2 separate regions of the Homo sapiens genome follow, and region 1 is linked to region 2. A link is a contact called in ENCODE Hi-C or POLR2A ChIA-PET data. All regions are on one chromosome and are shown on one strand. The core of a region is the stretch at or near the end of the contact, and the rest is flanking DNA. Distances in the headings are between cores, read along the strand shown.

Evidence for each region. A loop is a pair of places that touch in the nucleus more often than their neighbours do. ChIA-PET counts read pairs that join two places held with the same protein, here RNA polymerase II (POLR2A). Pooled maps may share reads with other maps.
Region 1: a pooled map shows a loop between it and region 2 (4-fold over the local background). The contact joins two enhancer-like sites. A Hi-C loop is called at or near these places in 1 of 168 maps with a recorded cell type or tissue (OCI-LY7), 19 of 37 single-sample maps with no recorded cell type and 7 of 50 pooled maps. POLR2A ChIA-PET finds 5 or more read pairs at or near these places in 3 of 52 experiments (B cell, GM12878 and OCI-LY7).

Annotation. Positions count from the first base shown.
Region 1 is chr5:158,818,273-158,824,024 of GRCh38, reverse strand. EBF1 (EBF transcription factor 1) reads left to right here. Exons shown (of 16, transcript NM_024007.5): 8 at 708-849. Among named protein-coding and RNA genes, the nearest start is that of EBF1, 280 kb to the left of the region's middle. Within about 2 kb of position 2,969, at least 4 of the 41 ENCODE cell types and tissues checked have a DNase peak (open chromatin) inside an H3K27ac peak, as active enhancers do; they include B cell, GM12878 and OCI-LY7, where a contact is called at or near this core.
Region 2 is chr5:159,048,473-159,054,182 of GRCh38, reverse strand. All of the region lies in intron 6 of EBF1 (EBF transcription factor 1), which reads left to right. Among named protein-coding and RNA genes, the nearest start is that of EBF1, 49 kb to the left of the region's middle. Within about 2 kb of position 2,647, at least 23 of the 41 ENCODE cell types and tissues checked have a DNase peak (open chromatin) inside an H3K27ac peak, as active enhancers do; they include B cell, GM12878 and OCI-LY7, where a contact is called at or near this core.

The DNA of each region.
Region 1 (5,752 bases), core at 1,720-4,219, 230 kb after region 2:
TTCTGGCAAACTGGGTTCACAGTCACTTTATGAGATGGTTTCAGTGTCTAAATTATGTCTTGGGCCATTCCCACCAGTTTTTTTTTTAATTTGAAACAGATCTAAGACCCTTAATTAGCAGGAATTTTTTGGGGTGGGGTGATGGTAATAGTAGTGAGGGGGACTTTGGTCTGATGAACCAAACTAATGTGGAAAGAAAAACGTACAAGAAATCTCAAAAAGACATCCAGGAGAGAAAAATGCATCCCTGCTCTTACTGAAATCTTTTTCATTTCTCTATCCTCTTAACCCTGACACAGTGGGGAGAAATATTTTAAAGATTCAAAAGATTTTTATTTGCATGATCAACTGTGATATATGCTTCAGTGTCTAAACTGAAGGGTAATTTAGGTGAAACACAACCACCCTTGTGTAAAAAAATATGCTAATAAAGATCCTCTTGTTAAAATTATGGTTAACAGTGTACCTTCTGCTGTATAACTATAAACTGTGCAATTTTACTTAAAACTGCATCAAAAGCGTTCCATGCCAAAGACCCACTCATCAATAGCTCCTCTTGTTAGACTTGTACAGCATAAGCACCAGTTATTATGTGAAATAGCTATGCAATTTTCTTCAGCTCCCAGCTGTTATTTATTTAACTTGAGTTTATTACCCACCACGCTTTTATATTAAAATGTTCATTCATTTCTTTCTTATGTCTCCAGGTCGTGGTGTCTACGACAGTCAATGTGGATGGCCATGTCCTGGCAGTCTCTGATAACATGTTTGTCCATAATAATTCCAAGCATGGGCGGAGGGCTCGGAGGCTTGACCCCTCGGAAGGTACGCCCTCTTATCTGGAACATGGTAGGCGAATCATTTTCATTGGTTGGCATTGCTACTTTAACTGTGAATATATTTGGTTTCTTTCTTCCACTCCACCACATGTTCTATTCTGTTTCAAATTTCAAAAGTCTTTTTGAATAAGATTGGTCCTCTAGGGTTTTTTCTCTTCAACATATGGTGGCAAATATTTAAAGACAGGAAAATATCTCTGAGGCCCACCTTTCTTGTGGGACCACTCTCTACTCTGGAAATGGCTGATATTGCCTCCTTTCAGGTTGAGAGAAAGAAGGAGGCCTGGACCATTGCTTTATTCTAAGCTCCCACTGGATTACAAAATAAGGAAAGGCCAATCCAAGGGAAAAATAAGGAAAGGCCACACAATTTGGTATCACTAAAATTGTGATATATTTGACATGTTTATAATTGACCATTGAGGTTTTATAATGAACCCATCCTCTTTACCACCCTCCTGGTGTATCTCTGTGACCACCTGTTGAACTTCATTTGGAGATCAGGTTCAATGTCGAGGTTGGAGGTGCTTTCTGAATATGAAGCCCAGACCAAATGTCCCTCCTGTGCCCTGTACCTAACTCTTACCTCTTCACCATGTGATAGAACTTGCTGTCTGTAAGTAGACTTTGGTAGGGAGAAATCCCATTTGTCTTGAGAATTATGGCTAATCAGTGGTGCCTTTGAGAGGACTGAAGGAAACCAGATAAAAATTTGAATCAAGGAAAGTGAATGCCACTCAGAAGAACCATGGGTTGGGTTAGGGGCACGCCTGAATTTTTCAGTGCTGCATGTGTGTGTGTAATATATCCACTCTTCCTCCTCTCCACTCATCCATCCATCCGTTCATCTATCTATCCATCTATCCATCTATCCATCCATCCATCCATCCATCCATCCATCCATCCATCCATCCATCCGTCCATCCGTCCATCCAAGAATGAGTGACTGAGGCTCTGCTGGATACCAGTCACCATATTAGACTTTCTTCAATTGCCTCAAACTCTCAACCCATTTCCCTCACTTCCCTTTCCAGTTTGCTAGGGTCAGCAAGATTCTTTTCAGAACACTACCACACAAATGATCACCTGATTGCCTGCTTTTTTCCATGGGCCAGGAGTTGCCCATAATTTACAAGGTAGAAAACTCCCTTCTCTGCCAGCATCCCAATTTAATAAACACGCCACTCTCATCATTTTTGCCTGGCTTTTTCCCCTGTGCTTATGGAACACACGAACTGTACTTTTTATTAATTAGCCAGATGTAATGCTCTTAGAAGGGATTCTTCACCACATCCAGTTTTACAGTCTTTTTAAAGTAAACCATCATCTTTCAAAAGCTGCTTCTTTATGGTTTCATTAGTGCTGAGATGGATGGATATTACATTTTGCAGGAGGCCATTTCAAACACCTGCTCATGATTACATTCCTAGTTCCATTTCTGTACTTAAAATTATTCTGATCCTCACTTTACAGTAATGTTGTCTTTATAATACCCTTGGAGTCACTTAAGGCATTGTGTGACTAGAGGTGTTTAGGTGAAAGGAGGAAGAAAAAATTAGGGAAATACTCAGTGGGCATGATTTGGAGAGTGCTGCTTAAGGATTGAAGTTATGTTTTTGACTGTGGGTGGTTAGTTGCAATAGGTACTGCCCAGTCTGGTGACAGACTTGACTGTCAGTTTGAAATCTGGGTTCACACTTTCAAAATATGCTCAGGCCACACCCAGCTCCTATTTCTGCTCTTGGGAAGCCAGTGAGAAAGCTCCTGACACCAGGCAAATTATCCCTCCAACAAAAACCAAAAGCAAACATAGAATATAGCCTTCTCTAAAGGATCCCTCTAGGCAATGAGGATCAGTAACGTTATTTTGCAGCATGATAAAGGACTAGGTCTTGAAATAGGTACCAGGAACCCCAAATTCAATTTAGTTTCACTCTGGCCTCTATTTGACCTTGGACAAATCGCTTTAGCTTTTGGGATCCTTGATTTCCTCCTTGTTAAAATGAAGGTGATGATCTGTAGGAGAGTTTAAAAAAAAATCTGTGCTTTGGGTGGGGGCAGGTAATGTAGATAGGGAAGTGGGCTGGGTGGAGGCTGAGAAGACAGGCAAGTACACGCTCTGGTGCCCCTCGGCCCCAGCCAGTTGTTGCTAAGGGGAATGAGAGCCCAAGTGGGGCCAGATGTTCCAGTTTGGCAACAGTGAATTTTTAATTGTTGGTAACTAATTACAAAATTTTTGGACACTGAAGGGAGGAGAGGGGGAAAAAAGCCACTTAGGAAGAATGCAGCCACAGGTCAACAGTTTGAGACCTCTGGATCAACACAGCTCTAAGCTTCCTCCCAGCTCAGATATTCCCTCTTCTAAGAGTGTTAATATTTCAGTTGGGGTGTCATATTATTCTAAGTTTTAAAGTCAGCATTTTATTCACCTGCTTCAGTTTATGAGTCCACAGATGGCCATATTACTATATTTTTCAAAAAATGGTGACATTTCACTGTGTAAGTGGTTGGCCATCCTTGGGGACATAGGTATGTCCTATTTCCTTCAGCAAGGGGCTTTGCCTTCACCGAAGCCTTATTTCACTTCTCTCCAGTGGAAAGAAAGGGTAGACATGTTCAAATTCTTAGTAATGACAATAGCATAGAAATCTGCTTCTCTGCAGAGTGAGTCAACCAACCACACAAAACCACCCACTCATTTAGACACTTCAGGCTGACACATAAATATCTACTCAGCAAAGGATGACTATTGAACTCTTTCATTGGTAATGTGTGGGAGTGGACCTAGATGCTAATTCATGTTGATGTGAGGGTAATACTTTATTTTGCTGTTGAAAAGTCCTATTTCAAAATGCTCTGTTTAAAAGACTTTGAGAATCATACACCCTCATCCCTCTGTGTCTCCGCTCCCACCCCCCACCGCCTTCAAACAGCTACCGCATGGTGAGACGGCAAAGCATGTTCTCCTCTTGTGACCTGTGGGAACCTACGTTCTCCCCCATTCTGGACTTTTTACCATCTAATTTACAGGTAGCCTGAATTATTTTGGGCTATTCTGCAAATCTCTATTTATATCCTGCTTGTCAGACTGTTGGAGGAAGTTTCCTTTTGTGGCTCACCTTTCTGTGTATAAGTAGAGACAGAGATCGTGCTTTACATTCATGCATGGGCTTTCTTATGTGACCCATGGACTCGCAAACCCCTGTGCTCTGATAAATGACCCTGTAATTCAAGTATGAGAGTTGACAAAGGCAAATTTATTTCATAGACTCTTGCATGGTCCAAAGATAGTGAATCCTGGCATGCTATAGATCGTGGAAAATGGTCTTCCCCCGTACTTTCTCTTCATTCATAAATACCAAGATTTTCTTTGGCTGGATATTTATGGGACCATTTAGCCTAGTGAGGTTTCTTCTTTAAGCAATAGCTTTATGGAAGATGTACAGTCGTGGAGACAGGCAGCCTCAAAATGTAACTGCTCTCTCAGTTCCAATTTTTGAAAAAGCATGAGCTCGGGATGAAAGGAGCTGAGTGGCTGCCACAAGGCTATGTTCAGCGCTACCCTGTGTACTTGCCTTGTCTTCCAGTCATTTGGGCAAGTTCATGAAGACTGTGTTCTGGGGAGTCATTGAGGGGCCTGAGGAGTGTTGCTATTGGCATTGTTGTTCCCCTGAGTTCCAGGTTGTGTTTACTTGAATTCAAGGCCAACTGTGGCATCAGTTTCTCTGTTTCTTCCCCCTGTGGCAAAATGCGGTGCCCTCACAACACTGTGGTGCAGAGCCCCTGTCAGCTTGCATGCGCTAACACTTTATTATCTAATGATCTAATATGCAACAAGGCAAAGTGCCCGTGCTCATCATTCTGACATAGAATGCCGGGAGAAGTGACTAAATTACTTTATGTACCATTAGCGCTTGCAGCTATGGTGAACTCACAGGCAGCATTTATGCAAATGCCTGTGAATACACTCTAGTGGCTTTGTCAGGAAACCATCTGACAAGCAGTTTAAATGCTCATTTTTTTAAAGGGGATATATGTATTTTTTTATTTTGGTGTGCATGTGTTTTTCTCCTTTCCTCTCTTCTTTTTCTTTCCCTTCTCCCCTTTTTGGGCTTTTGGAGGACTTGCCTCCTCCATGGTGACTAGAGAAATGTGAGCACGTTCTAGAGCTCACCCACCAGTAGGAGCCATTTCCAGGAGTGGGATTAAGTCCCCAGTAGGGTATTCTTTAGATCTAGTTTTTTTTTTTTTTGTTATTGTTTTGAATATGTGCATCCTTCATATTTATTTGGAAAAAAAAACAATGGAACTATTAGTCAAGAGTTTTTAGAATATAAACATGTTAGTGTTCATGAGCTCTGACCTGGGGTCCTACTTATTTTTTTAGATTGAAGATAGATTCTTTAAAACATACTCAGTTTTTAAAAATGGAAAATGATTGAAATTTAGCTTTTGTGGGCATCAGATACAAATCAATTAAATTTCCCTTCAAAGTTATAATAAAGACTGCAACATAAAACATAAATGTGCCAAGATTTCAAGATAAATAAAAACAATAGTGGAGTTTGGTCACACTCAAAGTATTTTGAAGAATAAATACTGATGATAGACTCACTGGGCCCATCTCCTGGCTGTAATTATAGCTTTGGAGAAATAGAGTCAGGTGTTCACCACCACCAGTGAATTCTGACCTTTTGGTTGCAGTGTCACATTACAACTGTCCCTGACAATATGGTGGTGTTCTTGATCTTTAGCATATGACCTTCTATAATCCTTTTGATCCAGACAGAGGCAGTTTTTGCTTCTGTCAGTTGCCCCTGGGTGTCCAGCACCATTGACTTCCTGTGACCAGCTGCATTTAAATGTGTTTTTCATTTGTTTGGTTTTTTTGTTTGTTTGTTTTCATGTTTTTA
Region 2 (5,710 bases), core at 1,398-3,897:
ACAGAGCTAATGTATAGAACATTAATTCTATAGAAATGCCCTATAAAAAGCAAAGAAATAAGACTAACTATTAAAAGAAATCCATATGTCTCTGGAATTTTTATTTAAGTTTATATTAGCAATAATGACCTTGGTTCTAGGGAATTCGGTAACGATTAATGACCAGCAAGGGGTCACTGGCCTCATGGTGCTTTGGGCCAGCAACCCCTTCCAAAGAGGACAAGAACTGGCCATTTATCCCAAGGAAGTGCCCTAAGGCGAGGTCCTTATCCTCTTGCCATCTGATGGTAATTTAACCTCAGCTTTTAAAGGGCCCTTAGGAGCAAATATACAATGGGTTGTGCTTTCAGTATTTTAAAGAGTTTATTTTTGCCATGCAATGCCTAATTGGGTATCATTGAAAAGAGTTGTCAAAATAAAGTTGGTAATTATGTTCCTTTTATTCCGGGGTACATATACTCATTTTGTGTCTGCATATCTGCTGGCTTGTATTGGTGTAGTGTGCATCTATGCAGATGCTTATACTCACATTCCCATGTCTGGGGTGTGTGTGTGTGTGTGTGTGTGTGTGTGTGTGAGAGAGAGAGAGAGAGGGAGAGAGGGGTTAAAATACCCAATGCCAGATCAACAGAATAAATAAAACTTGAATGATAGAAACTTCAGTCACATTAGTTTTGCCTGCAAGAATAAATCCCTGTAATATGTAAAATAAGGGGCCAGAGGCAGAGTAAAATTAGTCTTTTCTTGGTTACAGATGACTGGTGTGGCAGTGACTGGCATTGGCGTTTTGCATGTTCTATGTGTTATTGTCATTACTGTAATTACTGATGATAACTAACCATTTATGAAGCCACATATTAGCTGAATTCTGGGTATTCTCTCATTTAATCCTTACAGCAATTCTATGTGCTGAGTATTCTTATTTCTCCCATTTTACAGATGAGGAAACTGGGGCTTCAGTTGGTTAAATAACTTGCCCAACGTCAACATAGCTATTAAGTGGTGGAGCTGGGATGCCAACCTTGCAGTGTCTGACCCCAAAGATCAGGGTTTTAATCATAACACTATTCTGCCTCTATTTAAAAACTAACATTTCCATTTTCTAAGCGCAGCCCTTAATATATTCATTTAGGCAAATTTCCATCCTTTGCTGGCGTAATCGCTATTCCTTTTGTTGGTCATTGCTCCCCTGGGCTTCCTTCAAACATGGTCAGAGGTGCCCCAGACTTTTTAAAGATGGAAGAAAGGCCACATGGCCCTGCATAATTTGACCGAGACAGCTGTGCAGTTGGTTGTCTCATTTAAATTACAACCACAAAAAAGATGTGCCAGGCTTCATTGACACAAAGCTAAGGGCAGGAACACGGAACCGTTTCCTGAACCTGCCCTGGGTTCCTGCCAAAGGTAAGCAGCCACGCTCAGCAGGGTCTCACGGACCACTGAGGAGGCAGTGAGCTTCACTAAAACAATTATCCCTCCCCAGGGCTCTGCCGAAGGTTTGCAGCTCCAAATTCTCATGGTAAAGGATCCGTCCAGTCTCTGAATTCCAGCTTAGAATGGCTGACCTAGGCAGGACAATTCCTCTGAGAGCGAGGGAGAAAAAACAAAAGTGTGGGATTTAAAAGGCTGGTATTGCAAAGGATCATCTTGACAGGCTGTGGCTCAGATTTAGAGAAACCCCGAACTGATTTGCAGAGGACTGAACACCAAACCTTGTAACCACAGAGCAGACTTCGGGGAGGTAGTCATAGGACCTGACAAGCAATCTTTTAATACAGAATCTGGTACAAAGATCCATGTGTGTATTTTTGCTGTGGTTTTTTTTTTTTTTCTATATCTTTTGGAATGGAGTCTAATCGTCCAAAGGATAGTTTTCACGTGTAGTGTTTTTCTCTTTGATTTGAGATAGGAGGTTTTCTGTGGCTGCTAAGCAATACACATATACCTACGTGGCATACAATGTCTTTTTTTTTTGGTGGAATTCTTAGCATGCATATTTTTCTCAGCTAAATGATTTTTAACAGCAGTTATTTAGTTCCTATTGCACCTTTCCAAAATTGCGTTCATGGTAGATACTTCTCAAATAAGGTTTAGTTTTATTAAAATTCTTACGTCTTTCTGAAACAAATATACTAAATCTTCCAGAAGAGCCCATAATAATAATAATTTTTTTGCGTGTGTCTTATGAGCCTGTGCGTATGTGTGCACCACGCAGATTTGTGTACACATTTGTATGTAATACTGTTACAACTATAAATGGCAAAAGAACGTATTTTAAGCCTCTTGGGGTTTCAACAAATTGTGATAAAAGGGTGGTGGTGGCCGAGATGACTTTCTCCCACTCTATTAAGAAAAAGTGCAAAATGAATGAGGGCAAACTGCTGGCTGCGATTGTGATTGTGCACAACTGCAAAGCGGGATCGGCTGGGATGGAGGCCACGGAGCAGGAACACCCCGTGTCTTGCCCCCCCTTCTGAATGCCTCTCAGTAGTGGCATTGTGGGGACTCATGAATTACTTCTTACAGTCGGGGCTCCTTGCTATAAATCCAGCCCTGGTGCCGAGCGCACTGTGGGCAGCGGAGCACCGAGCCGGGCCGGCGGTGTTTGTGTTGTTGTTAGCGACACGTAGCGAGTTCCTCCTAAGCGGAAAGGCCCCGGCTCCAGTTTGTCGCCAGCGAAAGCCGAAACACGAGTCGCACATGTGGAGCGGGAGCCGTCAGCCGCCGGGCGGCGGGGTGGGGGGGTGGGGGGCTGCGGGAGCGGGGGGGAGGGGGAGGGAATGCGGCCCGAGGCGGGGCCTAGCGCTCACCGGGGGATTTGTTTGGGGGGCTGGGGAGGGGAGAGAGGGGACAGGGTGGGAGCAAAGAAAGTAGCCCAAGGGGAACCAGGAAAAGGATGCCTTGACCTCTAAATGTTGTGCCCTCCCCGTGACATCTCACTACTTGTGAGAATATTTGAGAATTAAAATAAAAAAAAAAGGAACCCTTTGTGGTGCGGCTTCAAAATGGTTTTCCTTCCCAGGATATCCTGTGCCTGTCTTTGGGTGAGTTTTTCATAGGTTACTTGGTTAGGAGACTTCTCCTATCCCTTTAAGAGGTAAAAACATAAAAAACAAATGTAAATGTAGGGACTTTAACACTTCCCCCCTTCCTAACATTCGTATAATTGCTGTTAAGCCACACTGAAAACCCTGGGGCCTGGTGTTCACCAGGGTAAAGTTACATTTCACAAGCAGAAAATTGACTCACCACTTAGGAAAATTGGCTACCAATTATGTGTCAAAGGCTCTAAAGTCAGACCTGAGGTTTTCTTTTTGCCAGAATGGGGAATTAAAAAGAGCACAGGCACCCAGCTTTGTACCCACTACTCCCTCCGGGAGCAATTCTTGCTTGCCGCTGGGTTTCTTCTGAGTTTGCTTCTAAGCCTTGGCGGGGAAGGAGGGCTCCTGGCTGAACCCAGCCAGACTGGCTAGCAGGATGAACGGAGGCAGGAGTCAGTCAACCCTTATAAGGGAGTTCATGCACAAGTATGTTACAAACATGCTTATGGCCTGTGTGCAGAAAGTAACTGGTGGCCTAGCACAGTTGACCAAAGTTCTGAGAGCTATGACTGAGACTCAGGGGCCCAGGGGAGCTGGAGAAAGGAGGGGCTTCTGAAGGCCAAGTCACTAAAGTCAAGGGACATCTGCTGTCTCTGGTGACATGTTTATCACACCCACACCACGTACATTGTCCTGGAAATTTATTGTTGTCTCCTCTTGTAGGAGAAGCCACCTGGGCAGGAGGGGAGACAGTCCCTTGTGGGAGGACTGATGGTCCTGGTGGGGAAGCATGGAGGGGTAGAAGTCAAGAGAGAACAAGAGGAAGAGACAGACAGGGATACAGAGTCATAGATACAGGGGCAGAGGAAGAGCAATGCAGAGAGGGAGAGGGAGGAGAGGAGAGAGAGAGGGAGGAGAGGAGAGAGAGAGGGAGGAGAGGAGAGAGAGAGAAAAGAGAGAAGAGAGAGAGAGAGAGAGAGAGAGAGAGAAAGAGAAACGAACCTCTTGTTTACTTCTCTCCCCGCTGTCCCCTGGTTCTCCTGTATCCACTTTCTTGACATACTCCTTGCCTTCTTCCAAGGCCTGCTTTCTGTTCCTGTCAGAGTGGCTTATCCTTGGTTTTGTTTTTAATGCCGTGAAATTAAACCTTATTTAGTGCTTCATTTTCTGCCTCTAGAGGGAGAGAAAGAGAAAGCGTTAGGACCCACCAAATTGAATGAATTTGCTGTGCTGTGTCGGAGAGAGTTAGTTTTGTAGGACAACCGGGATGTAAAATCATTCTGGAGATTATCACCAGATAAGCACCCCTCCCAAGAACACGATGTGATATGTAATAATTTTAGTGAGGAAAACCATCCTTGTTTTGCCTTCTGGGAAATCTTATGCTATTTCTATTTGATTCTAACGTTGGACAATTTCCAGAGTTCTGAAGAACCAACTATCTTAACTCCTCAATGATTTTGACAGGGAAGACAAAAAAGGGACAGCAATTCTGGGGCTGGGGCTGGATCTCAACCAAAATATCTAATTTCAATTTAGTCCTGGCTTCTTAGCTGGAACAAAGAGAAAGTTTTTACATTTTGCAGAATATTTAGTTCGCCTCAAAGTCTATTGGGTTAAAATATATGTGTGTGTGAGTTTTTCCTTTCATAGTGGTTCAGAATGCCTGAGAGTTTGTCTAATCAAGACTCAAACATTTTGAGTGGATTTTTTTTCCCTCCACCATCCTACTTCTCTGAGATATCTTTTCTAGTTTTAAGAATCTCACAAGCTCCCTCAAGTGATGCTTAATTAGAGGAGCTTTCTATCCACTAAGTATTTTCTTAAATGTATAATTGATTGTGCAAGGAAGGAAGAGCTGCTGGAGTGGAAATCATACATCATTTCATTATTAATGGCAATGTCTAAGTAAAATGCAGACATTGTCATGCTAATGGATAGCTGTGTATGTTTAGCTTTAAATCAGAAGCTTTTTTCCCCTTTACTGTTCTGGGATCATTTTAGGAAGTTTAAGTAGCATTTAATATATTGATAAATACCTGCTAGCATGCTGGGCTAAGGTTGGAAAAAGGAGCCAAATGAAATCCTGACGAATGCAGGGGAATGGTGTGACAAAATGAATAATTTGGGATGCCATGTACATTATTACCTCCTTTTTACTACTTGTGAAGAAGCTGGATTTTTACCTGGATTTAATTTGGAAGACATGTGTATTTAGCACTTACTGTGTACTGCTTCCACTGAAAACATCCACAGATGTCCTCAGAGAACAACAGAACTGAAAAGTTGCTGAACGGCCCTCACCCTGTTTTTGGTGTGGAATTCATCAGCCAGAGTGAAAGAGTCTCTTGTGGATCCTGAAATGGCTGGCTTAGATCAGAGGCTTTCTTAGTTTGCAGTTCCCCAGAAATTAGACCTTCAGCAGGGATTTGGATGCAGGTAGTTTATATGGGCATGATCTTAGGAAGCAGGAAATGAGGGAGAGAGAAGAGGGAAAAAAGGCAAGGAAGAAAAAGTAAGGCAGTGATGTATTATCAGAGTCACTGCTGTGGCTGGTACATGGTCCCATTGGAATCTTCTAAGGGACAGAGTAAAATGTGCCTCCTAGAGCCAGGCTCCAGAAGTACAAGAGGCTAGAGCATTATCTCCTGGCACCTGTCCCCTCTTGG